Linked DNA regions of Homo sapiens: region 1 is linked to region 2. Evidence: read pairs that join two places in POLR2A ChIA-PET (ENCODE). Cell type or tissue: OCI-LY7. All regions are shown on one strand. Links, peaks and the distances in the headings refer to the core of each region. The heading gives the core; the rest is flanking DNA.

Region 1 (5,255 bases), core at 256-5,255, 680 kb after region 2:
TCAAGTTAGAGCTAATCTATAAAAAGTACTTTATGAAAAGCAAAATGTTTTCAAAATAGATGAATGTTTTTAGACAAGGAGTGTCACAACAGTCACCAAAATACTTTAAATTTGTTTTCATCCAACTATAAAAGATGCAAAACTCTCTCTAATATTCTTTAACTTAAAAGAATATTAGGCCGGGCGCAGTGTTTCACACCTGTAATCCCAGCACTGTGGGAGGCCAAGGCAGGCGGATCAGGAGGTCAGGAGATCGAGACCATCCTGGCTAACACGGTGAAACCCCATCTCTACTAAAACTACAAAAAAATTAGCCGGGCGTGGTGGCGGGCTCCTGTAGTCCCAGCTACTTGGGAGGCTGAGGCAGGAGAATGGCGAGAACCTGGGAGGTGGAGCTTGCAGTGAGCCGAGATCGCGCCACCGCACTCCAGCCTGGGCGACAGAGTGAGACTCCATCTCAACAACAACAAAAAAATATTAAAAGATGTTTATAGTAGTTTCAAAAACCAATTTGTTTACACACATTACAGAAGCAAGTTGAAACAGATGTTCTACAATAATCAATTTATAAAGAGTTTTCTATTTCAAACCAACGAAAGATAATGAAAACAAGATATAACTTGGGAAAAAACATCTTCCAAATACACAAGACGATGATGATGACAGCAATGATGATGACAGACAGCTGCCAACACCTCCTGAGTGCCCGCTGCCCACCGTCCATCCCAGGGCAGAACAGGCACTCACCTCCCTGGGTGCATTTCCTCTCTGCACCTGTTTATGCCCCTGGCTTTTTGACACACTGCTGAGCGCCCGCCGCCCGCCCCTGTTCTAGACACACTGCTGGGCGCCCGCCGCCCGCCCCTGTTCTAGACACACTGCTGGGCGCCCGCCGCCCGCCCCTCTTCTAGACACACTGCTGGGCGCCCGCCGCCCGCCCCTCTTCTAGACACTGCTGGGCGCCCGCCGCCCGCCCCTGTTCTAGACACACTGCTGGGCGCCCGCCGCCCGCCCCTCTTCTAGACACACTGCTGGGCGCCCGCCGCCCGCCCCTCTTCTAGACACACTGCTGGGCGCCCGCCGCCCGCCCCTGTTCTAGACACACTGCTGGGCGCCCGCCGCCCGCCCCTGTTCTAGACACACTGCTGGGCGCCCGCCGCCCGAACCTGTTCTAGACACACTGCTGGGCGCCCACCGCCCGCCCCTGTTCTAGACACACTGCTGGGCGCCCGCTGCCCGCCCCTGTTCTAGACACACTGCAGATTAGCTCATTTCACACCTCACAGCACTCCAAGATGGGTGCTGACTACCACGACCTGTTCACAAATAAGGAAACGGAGGCAGAGCGAGGTGGCCGTGGAGCCGACCCCACCAGCCTGGCCCCACACCCAAGTCTACTTTACTCCTGCGTCTTCTGAGCCCCAGGGCACTGCAGGAGAAGAGCTGGGGCCAGGAGCTGCTCCTGTCCACTGAGACACCCCGCAGGTGAGCCTGTGATTTTGTGAGTCTCACAGATCTGAACAGGACCCAACAGAGGACTTAACTCCCCAGGCTCTCACATGGGGACATTCCAGAGGGACCGTAAACCCTCAGCCGCTTGCCCTTGAAATACGTCATAGCTGTAAGACTCCCTCAGGACCAAGTCCACTAGAAAGTGGGGTGATGCCACCCATTCCTGAGCACATTCTAAAGCAGTGGCTCCTGATCCTGGATGTGTCTCAGAATCTTCTGGAAAGCTTTTAAAATCCCAATGCCCACGCTGCACCCCAGACCAATTACATGAGAATATCTTAGGGTGAGACTCAGGCACTGGTTTTCTAAAACTCACTGATGATTCTAACGTGCACAAAGTTGACGACCATTATCTTAGAGAAGCTGTGACTCCTAAAATCTGTAGGAACCCGTCCACCAACTAAAAACGTATCATCTGCCAACCTTGACTTTTTCAGCCCCATGCAATATAGGCAGGCATATTTTTTTCAAGTCTTATATGGAAACTTTAAAGTCAAACTAAAAGGACCCTGATCTATTACAATCAAAGCTAAGAACACAAGCTAATCATTCAACATAAAAACAGAGGGTGAATGAAGAAACCTGAACACAGCTTGACCCAGCATCATGAAATTTCAAAATTCAAAAGTACAAAAAGAAAAATCTTAAATACTTTGAGAAACAATACCTTTAAAATAACAAGAGTCAGACTGGTGTAAGATTTCTTATTAGAAACATGGACACTAGAATATAATGAGGCAATCCCTTTAAAATTCTAAGAAAAATTATTTTGCACCTAGAATTCTATACCCAGCCAATCTGTCAACTGAGCATAAAAATATTCTTGAGCAAGAGAAATAAGCAGAAAAAAAGTTTGAAAAAATAATGGCTGAGGCTGGGCACAGTGGCTCATGCCTGTAATCCCAGCACTTTGGGAGGCCGAGGCAGGCGGATCACAAGGTCAGGAGATCGAGAACATCCTGGCCAACACGGTGAAACCCCATCTCTACTAAAAAATACAAAAAATTAGCTGGGTGTGGTGGAGGGTGCCTGTAGTCCCAGCTACTTGGGAGGCTGAGGCAGGAGAATGGCGTGAACTTGGGAGGCAGAGCTTGCAGTGAGCCAAGATCATGCCACTGCACTCCAGGCTGGGTGACAGAGCGAGACTCCATCTCAAAAAAAAAAAAAAAAAATGGCTGAAAAATTCTCAAATTACTAAAATTTTACTGGAGGAGCTCAAGAGTATATTTAAATATGCAGAAGAAAAATTAGCAAACACAGAGATAGATGGGTAAGTCTGAATCTGAAAATGGAGACAAAGAAGAATGAAGAAAGTGAAAAGCATCTCAGAGAAAGCTGGAATACCAATAACTATACCAACATATGCACAATGCAAGTACCACACGGAAAGGCAAGAGAAATAAGCAGAAAAAAAGTTTGAAAAAATAATGGCTGAAAAATTCTCATATTATTGAAAAACATTCATCTACACATCCAGGAAGCTCAACAAACTCCATGTAGGATAAACACAGAAGATTCGCAGCTAAACACATCATAGTAAAAATGCTGAAACCAAAGATAAGGACAAAATATTGAAAGCGACAAGAGAAAATCACTTGTCACTTACAAGAGACCCTCAGTAAGATTAACCGCTTACTTCTCATCAGAAACAATGAAGGCCACAGGCAATGGGGTCACACACAGATGCTCCTCAACTGAGGGTGAGCCTATGTCTAGGTAAACCTGCTGTAAGTTTAAAACATCATAAGTCAAAAATGCTTGGGGGCCTGGGAGCTGTGACTCATGGCCACTGCCTGGTATCCTGACAGAACCATGGTTTCTACTGAATTTGTGTTGCCTTTGACCATCATAAAGTTGAAACATGGTAAGTTGAACTATCACAGGCTGGGGGCCATCTGTATTCATAGTGCTCAAAGAAAAACACTGTCAATTATGAATCCTATATCCAGCAAAGTCATCTTTCAAAAATGAAGAAGCAAGTAAGAGATTCTAAGATAAACAAAAACTGAGGCAGTTCATTGTAGGGCTGAAATGAAAGGGCACTAAACAGGAACTCATAGAGAAAGAACAAATGAAGAACAGGGATAAAGTTTACTATTCAGGTAAATATAAAAGATAGTACTATTTTGGTTTGTATTTTTCCTATATGCTTTTAAAACAAATACAGAAAACAAGCCAGGTGCTGTGGCTCATGCCTATAATCCCCACACTTTGGGAGGCCAAGGTGGGTGGATCACTTGAGTCCAGGAATTCGAGACCAGCCTGGGCAACAGGACAAAACCCCCTCTCTACCAAAAATACAAAACTTACGCAGGCGTGCTGGCAGGCACCTGTATTCCCAGCTACCTGGGAGGCTGAGGCACAAGAATCACTTGAACCTACTGGGTGGAGGTTGCAGTGAACCAAGATCACGCCACTGCGCTCCAGCCTGGGTGATGGAGTGAGCCCCTGCCCCCTACTGCCACACACACACCAGGAAACAATTATAAATCTAAATCTACATTCATGAAAATAATTTATGAATTTATGTTAATGTTACATGATTGAAGCTAAGTGTTAATTCAAACTACATTGTTATAAATTTAAGATGTTCACCGTAATCCTCACAGTAACCACTAAGACGATCATTTAGAAATACACAGAAAAGGAAACGAGAAGGGAATCAAAATGGCACATCGGAAATAAGCAATTAAACAGAAAAGAAGGTAGTAATACAGGATTGAGGAATAAAAAAGACATAAGACATATAGAAAGCAGATAGCAAAGTGGCAAAAGTCCTTCCTTGTCAGTAATCACTTTAAATGTAAATGGACTAAATTCTCCAATTAAAAGGCAAAATCTGGCAGAACGGATCTTGAAAATTATGATCCATCTAAATGCTGTCTATATGAGGAATTCACTTCAGATCCAAAGGCACAAGTAGGCTGAAAGTGGAACAAGGGAAAGAGATATTCCACGCAACTAGTAATCAAAGAGTGCTGGCGTGGCTGTACTAATATCAGAAAAAATAGACTTCAACTCAAAAATTATTAGAAAAGACAAAGAAAGAGTCAATTGATCAAGAAGATATAACAAGCATAAAACTGTACACATCTAACAAGAGGGTCACAAAATTAAGTAAGGCAAAGATTGACTGAATTGGAGGGAGAAACAGTTCTACCGTAACAGTCGGAGATTCAACATTCTACCTTCAATAATGGAGAGAACATCTAGAGAGAAGATAATAAACAGAGAACTTGAACAATACTATAAACCAACTAGACTTAGCAGAAATATACAGAATACTCCACTTGACAGCAGCAGAACACACATTCTCAGGTGTGCACAGCGCATTCTCCAGGACAGGTGACACGTCCGGCCATAAAATGTACCTTAAACATTTGTTTAAAGATTGCAATTATATGAAGTATCTTCTCTGACCACAGTGAAATGAAACTAGAAATAAGTAACAGAAGTAAAACTGAAAAATTCATAAATAAATGAAAGCTAAACCATATACTCTTCAGCAACCAATATGTCAAAGAAGAAATCATAAGGCTAATTAGAATATACTCAGAGACAAACGAAAACAAAAACACAACAAACCAAAACTTTCAGGATGTAGAAAAATCAGTGCATAGAAAGGAATTTATAGCTATAAATGCCTACATAAAAGAGGTCTAAAATCAAGAACCTAAAAGTACACCTTAAGAAGCTAGAAAAAGAAAAATAAACTAAACACACAGCTAGCAGAAGGAAGGAAA
Region 2 (5,481 bases), core at 251-5,250:
CCGCTTGAGCTCGGAAGCCGGTGCTCAAAGAGCGTGACGTGGCCTCACCCCATTCCTCTGCAGGGCTCAGCTGGCACCTGCACCCCCGAGGTAGCTGGGGGCCCCTGAGCTTGGCCAGGCCCATCTGGCAGCCTTGTCCCTGCTTGTCCACCCCCTCTGGGTTGCGTTCAGCTTCCTGAGCTCCCCCTCTTCACCCGTTCCTAACACAAGAGCTTGTGCACCCCAGGATGGTGGGGATGGGGTTCTGGCTCGTGGGCAATCTGGGTGTCAGGCTTACGGCCCCAGTGGCTCCGGGTCATGGCCTTGGCCCCACAATGGCTGTGCTGCCCCATCAGTGGTCTCTGCAGCTGGGGAAATGCCTGGTCCTTCTGGAGATACAGGAGTGTTGGATTCCCCGATTATGGCCACGTCCTGTTCCTCTGGTACCATCCACCCACCAAGTCTTGCCACGGTTTCCCTCTGGGCCTCAAATCCAGCTGTCCATCCCAACATCTGTCTCAAGTGGCCTCTCCTGTACCCAGCTGCCCAGGAAGCGATCCAAAGGCTCCGTCCCAGGCTGCTGAGGTGACTGAGGACCTTGAGAGGGTCCTACACTCTCAGACCAGGGTGAGGCCGAGGCCCGAGAGGCAAGTCCCTGCCCAGGCCCTGGCTGGCCAGGACGCGCTGGCCACAGCTTCCCAGAGTGGACGCTGCCCTGCACCCGCCAACACTTCCCCGTCAGCTTCCCGGTCCCACACCGCTCCTGCTGGCAACGAGGTCGCAGCATATTAAATTCTCGACGCAACTACTGTGTGAAAAAGCCATGCAAACCAGCGAGGAGCCTGCTTACCACAGGGGCCCTCAGAGGGCTCTGCTGCTCCTCGGTCAAAACCTCCTTTAGGCAGTGACTCTGGCAGCTGCCGGCTGGGCTGTGTCCTGAGAACTGAGGCTGGGAGGGGCCAGGTGGGAGGGACCTCATCCTCCAGGCGCCCACTGGCCCAGCCCTGAGTGTTCACGACAGGTGCAGGGCTCCCTCCCCGGCCCCCTTCTGGCCAGGGCAGCCACAGCTCAGCCCCGAGGCCTTGAGTGGCCTTTTCAGAGAAAACCAGGACCTGGGGGCTCCTCCCGGGAGCCTCTGACCCCCAGACCCATAAACAGGCTTCTCTGTGGGGTCCCTCAACCACTACTTTCCTCTCACCTGAGGGGACCAGCCAGACAGCTCAGGCACCCGAGTCTTTAGGGAATGAGCTCACTGCCCTCTCCACCCACAGCAGGACACCTGGCAGCCAAAGCCCCACACCTGCCCCTATCCCAGGACTGGGACGAGGAAGCCCCAGGGTGAGGGGTGGCCCTGATCTGAGCCCTAACCTGGTGGGGGTGGCAGGCAGCCCCAGGTGTGTGGATGACCTGAGCCAGGCACAGACAGCTGCCAGGTGGGGAGGAGCAGAGGTCATGGGGATGTAGGGAAAGGGTTTGGGGGTTCCTCCCACAGGGCCACTGTGTGAGACAATTTGTCACTTTCTTACAAAACTAAACACACTCTGACCACAGCATCCAGCAATCTCACTCCTTAGAGTTTACCAAAATGAGTTGAGAACTTATGTCTACAGACACCTGCACATGAATATTTGTAGTAGCTTTATTCATAATTGCCCAAACCTGGGAGCAACCAAGATGTCTTTCCATAGGTGAATGGATAAATAAACCATGGTACATCCAGACAATGGAATACCATTCAGTGTTAAAAAATAAGTGAGCTGGCCATGCAAGGTGGCTCACGTCTGTAATCCCAGCACTGTGGGAGGCAGAGGCAGGCGGATCACTTGAGCCCAAGTGTTTGATACCAGTGTGGGCAACATGGTGAGGCCCTGTCTCACAAAAAATACAAAACTTATCGGGGTGTGCACCAGCACCTGTAGTCCCAGCTATTTGGGAGGCTGAGGTGAGAAAATCACAGGAGCCCAGGAGGTTGAGGCTGTAGTAGCTGTGATTTCACCAGTGCATTCCAGCCTGGGTGACAGAGCAAGACTCTGTCTCAAAAAAAAAAAAAAAAAAAAAAAGAAGTGAACTATCAAACCACAAAAGACATGGAAGAACCAAAGTGCGTATTACTAAAAAAGAAGTTGAAAAGGCTACATAATGTATGAGTCCAGCTCTGTGACATTTTGGAAAAGGCAAAATTAAGGAGACAGTCAAAAGATTCCTGGTTGCCAGGGGCTGGGAGAGGGAGTGATGAAAATGCAGAACACAGATGAATCGGGGCGGAGAAACCCGTCTGTACAATATTAGAGTGGTGGGTCTGCATGATTATACATGTGTCCAAACCTGCAGAATGCACAGCACCGGAGGAAAGCATAATGGAAACTGCAGAGGGCGATGATGATAATAACAACGTGTAACAAATGGCTGGGACGGGAGGACTGGGGAAGGCTGTGCACCTGCAGGAGCAGGGGAGCGGTGGGAGAGCTCCATGCTTTTGGCTCAATTTTGCTATGAACCTAAAACTGCTGTAAAAAATAGAGTCTACTGAAAAAACAAGTGTTAATTTATAAGCGTCTTGTTTAAAGAGCGAAGAGATGAACCACAAAGGGGAAAATGTGTTTAAACAATAACTAATTGACAATTGGCTGGTTCTTAAAATTCAGAGAACTTTAAGACAGAGACAGCAAAGCAGGGATCACGTTTTACAAACGCGGCAGGACCAGGACGTCGTGCCCACGACGGGCCAGCAACCACAGGCTGGATGCTCACCCTGTGCCAGCCTGCAGACGGAGAGCACCCACCCCAATCTCCAGCCCCCAGAGGAGCTGCCTCTCCAGGGCCTTCCTGCAGGTGCCCAGGGGCTGCACATGGCCCTCCTTGGAGGGAGCTGGTGACTCAGCACTTTCATTTCCTGGAAACTGAGGCTCATGGGAGATATGCAGATGAGCCCAGAGCACCATGGGAAATGGCCCTTTATATACCCAAATGGGCTCTGCCTCCTCCTTTCCCTGGGTGCCCACATGAACAGAGACACCAGGATGGTGAGATCTCCCGAGGAGGGGTCTCTGAGGAGGGGTCTCGGAGACACGGCCTGGTGCTGGGTGAGGGGTTGGGAGGCTGAAGCGGGGCCAGGATTCCTCAGGTTCCCTCAGTTTCCCTCAAATTTCCCTCAGTTTCCCTCAGGTTCCCTAAGGTTCTCCAAGTTCCCTCAAATTTCCCTCAGTTTCCCTCAGGTTCCCTCAGTTTCCCTCAAGTTTCCCTCAGTTTCCCTCAGGTTCCCTCAGTTTCCCTCAGGTTCCCTCAGTTTCCCTCAAGTTTCCCTCAGTTTCCCTCAGGTTCCCTCAGTTTCCCTCAAGTTTCCCTCAGGTTCCCCCAGTTTCCCTCAAGTTTCCCTCAGCTTCCCTCAGGTTCCCCCAGTTTCCCTCAGGTTCCCTCAGTTTCCCTCAAGTTTCCCTCAGTTTCCCCCAGTTTCCCTCAAATTTCCCTCAGTTTCCCTCAGGTTCCCTCAGTTTCCCCCAGCTTCCCTCAGGTTCCCTCAGTTTCCCTCAAGTTCCCCTCAGTTTCCCCCAGTTTCCCTCAGGTTCCCCCAGTTTCCCTCAAGTTCCCCTCAGGTTCCCCCAGTTTCCCTCAAGTTTCCCTCGGGTTCCCCCAGTTTCCCTCAGGTTCCCCCAGTTTCCCTCAGTTTCCCTCAAGTTTCCCTCAGGTTCCCCCAGTTTCCCTCAGGTTCCCTCAGTTTCCCTCAAGTTTCCCTCAGGTTCCCCCAGTTTCCCTCAGGTTCCCTCAGGTTCCCCCAGTTTCCCCCAGGTTCCCCCAGTTTCCCCCAGTTTCCCTCAAGTTTCCCTCAGGTTCCCCCAGTTTCCCTCAGGTTCCCTCAGTTTCCCTCAAGTTTCCCTCAGGTTCCCCCAGTTTCCCTCAGGTTCCCTCAGTTTCCCTCAGGTTCCCCCAGTTTCCCCCAGGTTCCCCCAGTTTCCCCCAGTTTCCCTCAAGTTTCCCTCAGGTTCCCCCAGTTTCCCTCAGGTTCCCTCAGGTTCCCCCAGTTTCCCCCAGTTTCCCTCAGGTTCCCCCAGTTTCCCTCAGGTTCCCTCAGTTTCCCTCAGGTTCCCCCAGTTTCCCTCAGTTTCCCCCAGTTTCCCTCAAGTTTCCCTCAGGTTCCCCCAGTTTCCCTCAGGTTCCCTCAGTTTCCCTCAGGTTCCCCCAGTTTCCCTCAGGTTCCCTCAAGTTTCCCTCAGGTTCCCCCAGTTTCCCTCAGGTTCCCTCAGGTTCCCTCAGTTTCCCTCAGGTTCCCCCAGTTTCCCTCAGTTTCCCCCAGTTTCCCTCAAGTTTCCCTCAGGTTCCCCCAGTTTCCCTCAGGTTCCCCCAGTTTCCCTCAGGTTCCCTCAGTTTCCCTCAGGTTCCCCCAGTTTCCCTCAGGTTCCCTCGGGTTCCCTCAAGTTTCCCTCAGGTTCCCCCAGTTTCCCTCAGGTTCCCTCAGTTTCCCTCAAGTTTCCCTCAGGTTCCCCCAGTTTCCCTCAGGTTCCCCCAGTTTCCCTCAAGTTTCCCTCAGGTTCCCCCAGTTTCCCTCAGGTTCCCCCAGTTTCCCTCAGGTTCCCTCAGTTTCCCCCAGTTTCCCTCAGGTTCCCCCAGTTTCCCTCAGGTTCCCTCAGTTTCCCCCAGTTTCCCTCAAGTTTCCCTCAGGTTCCCCCAGTTTCCCTCAGGTTCCCTCAGTTTCCCTCAGGTTCCCCCAGTTTCCCTCAGGTTCCCTCAGTTTTCCCCAGTTTCCCTCAGGTTCCCTCAGTTTCCCTCAGGTTCCCTCAGTTTCCCCCAGTTTCCCTCAGGTTCCCCCAGTTTCCCTCAGTTTCCCTCAGGTTTCCTCAAGTTGCCTCAGTTTCCTTCAGGTTCCCTCAATTTCCATCAGGTCCCCTCAGGCTCTGCCAGTTTCCCTCAGGTTCCCCCAGTTTCCCTCAGGTTCCCTCAGTTTCCCCCAGTTTCCCTCAGGTTCCCCCAGTTTCCCCCAGTTTCCCTCAAGTTTCCCTCAGGTTCCCCCAGTTTCCCTCAGTTTCCCCCAGTTTCCCTCAGGTTCCCCCAGTTTCCCTCAGTTTCCCTTAGGTTTCCTCAAGTTGCCTCAGTTTCCTTCAGGTTCCCTCAATTTCCATCAGGTCCCCTCAGGCTCTGCCAGTTTCCCTCAGGTTCCCCCAGTTTCCCTCAGGTTCCCTCAGTTTCCCCCAGTTTCCCTCAGGTTCCCTCAGTTTCCCCCAGTTTCTCTCAGGTTCCCCCAGTTTCCCTCAGTTTCCCCCAGTTTCCCTCAGGTTCCCCCAGTTTCCCTCAGGTTCCCTCAGGTTCCCCCAGTTTCCTTCAGGTTCCCTCAATTTCCATCAGGTCCCCTCAGGCTCTGCCAGTTTCCCTCATGTTCCCCCAGGTTCTGTCAGGTGAAGCTGATGGGCTGTTGGGGTCCCTGAGGTGTAGGGGGTGGCTGATGAGCCCGGGGAGGTCGGATGGAGGAACTGAAGGCCTCCCAGCCCCGGTGCTGTTCAAACTGAGCAG

Evidence for each region. Peaks named below come from ENCODE experiments on the same cell type or tissue, not always from the same donor. Only the 100,000 strongest peaks of a DNase experiment are listed, where the experiment ranks them.
Region 1: POLR2A ChIA-PET joins it to region 2 with 11 read pairs; 1 of 35 experiments calls an interaction of 5 or more read pairs at or near these places.

The regions. Positions count from the first base shown.
Region 1 is chr17:83,038,400-83,043,654 of GRCh38, forward strand. All of the region lies in intron 3 of QTGAL (queuosine-tRNA galactosyltransferase), which reads right to left. Among named protein-coding and RNA genes, the nearest start is that of QTGAL, 11 kb to the right of the region's middle. In OCI-LY7, for the core only: no CTCF peak of the experiment used is centred there; a DNase peak (open chromatin) is centred at 3,162.
Region 2 is chr17:82,356,284-82,361,764 of GRCh38, forward strand. TEX19 (testis expressed 19) reads left to right here and starts at 2,964. Exons shown (of 2, transcript NM_207459.4): 1 at 2,964-3,002. RefSeq lists an enhancer at 1-541 and a silencer at 4,150-4,444. In OCI-LY7, for the core only: CTCF peaks have their summits at 1,075 (motif pointing left) and 2,341; DNase peaks (open chromatin) are centred at 898, 2,358 and 2,878; H3K4me3 peaks cover 920 bases; H3K27ac peaks cover 1,915 bases.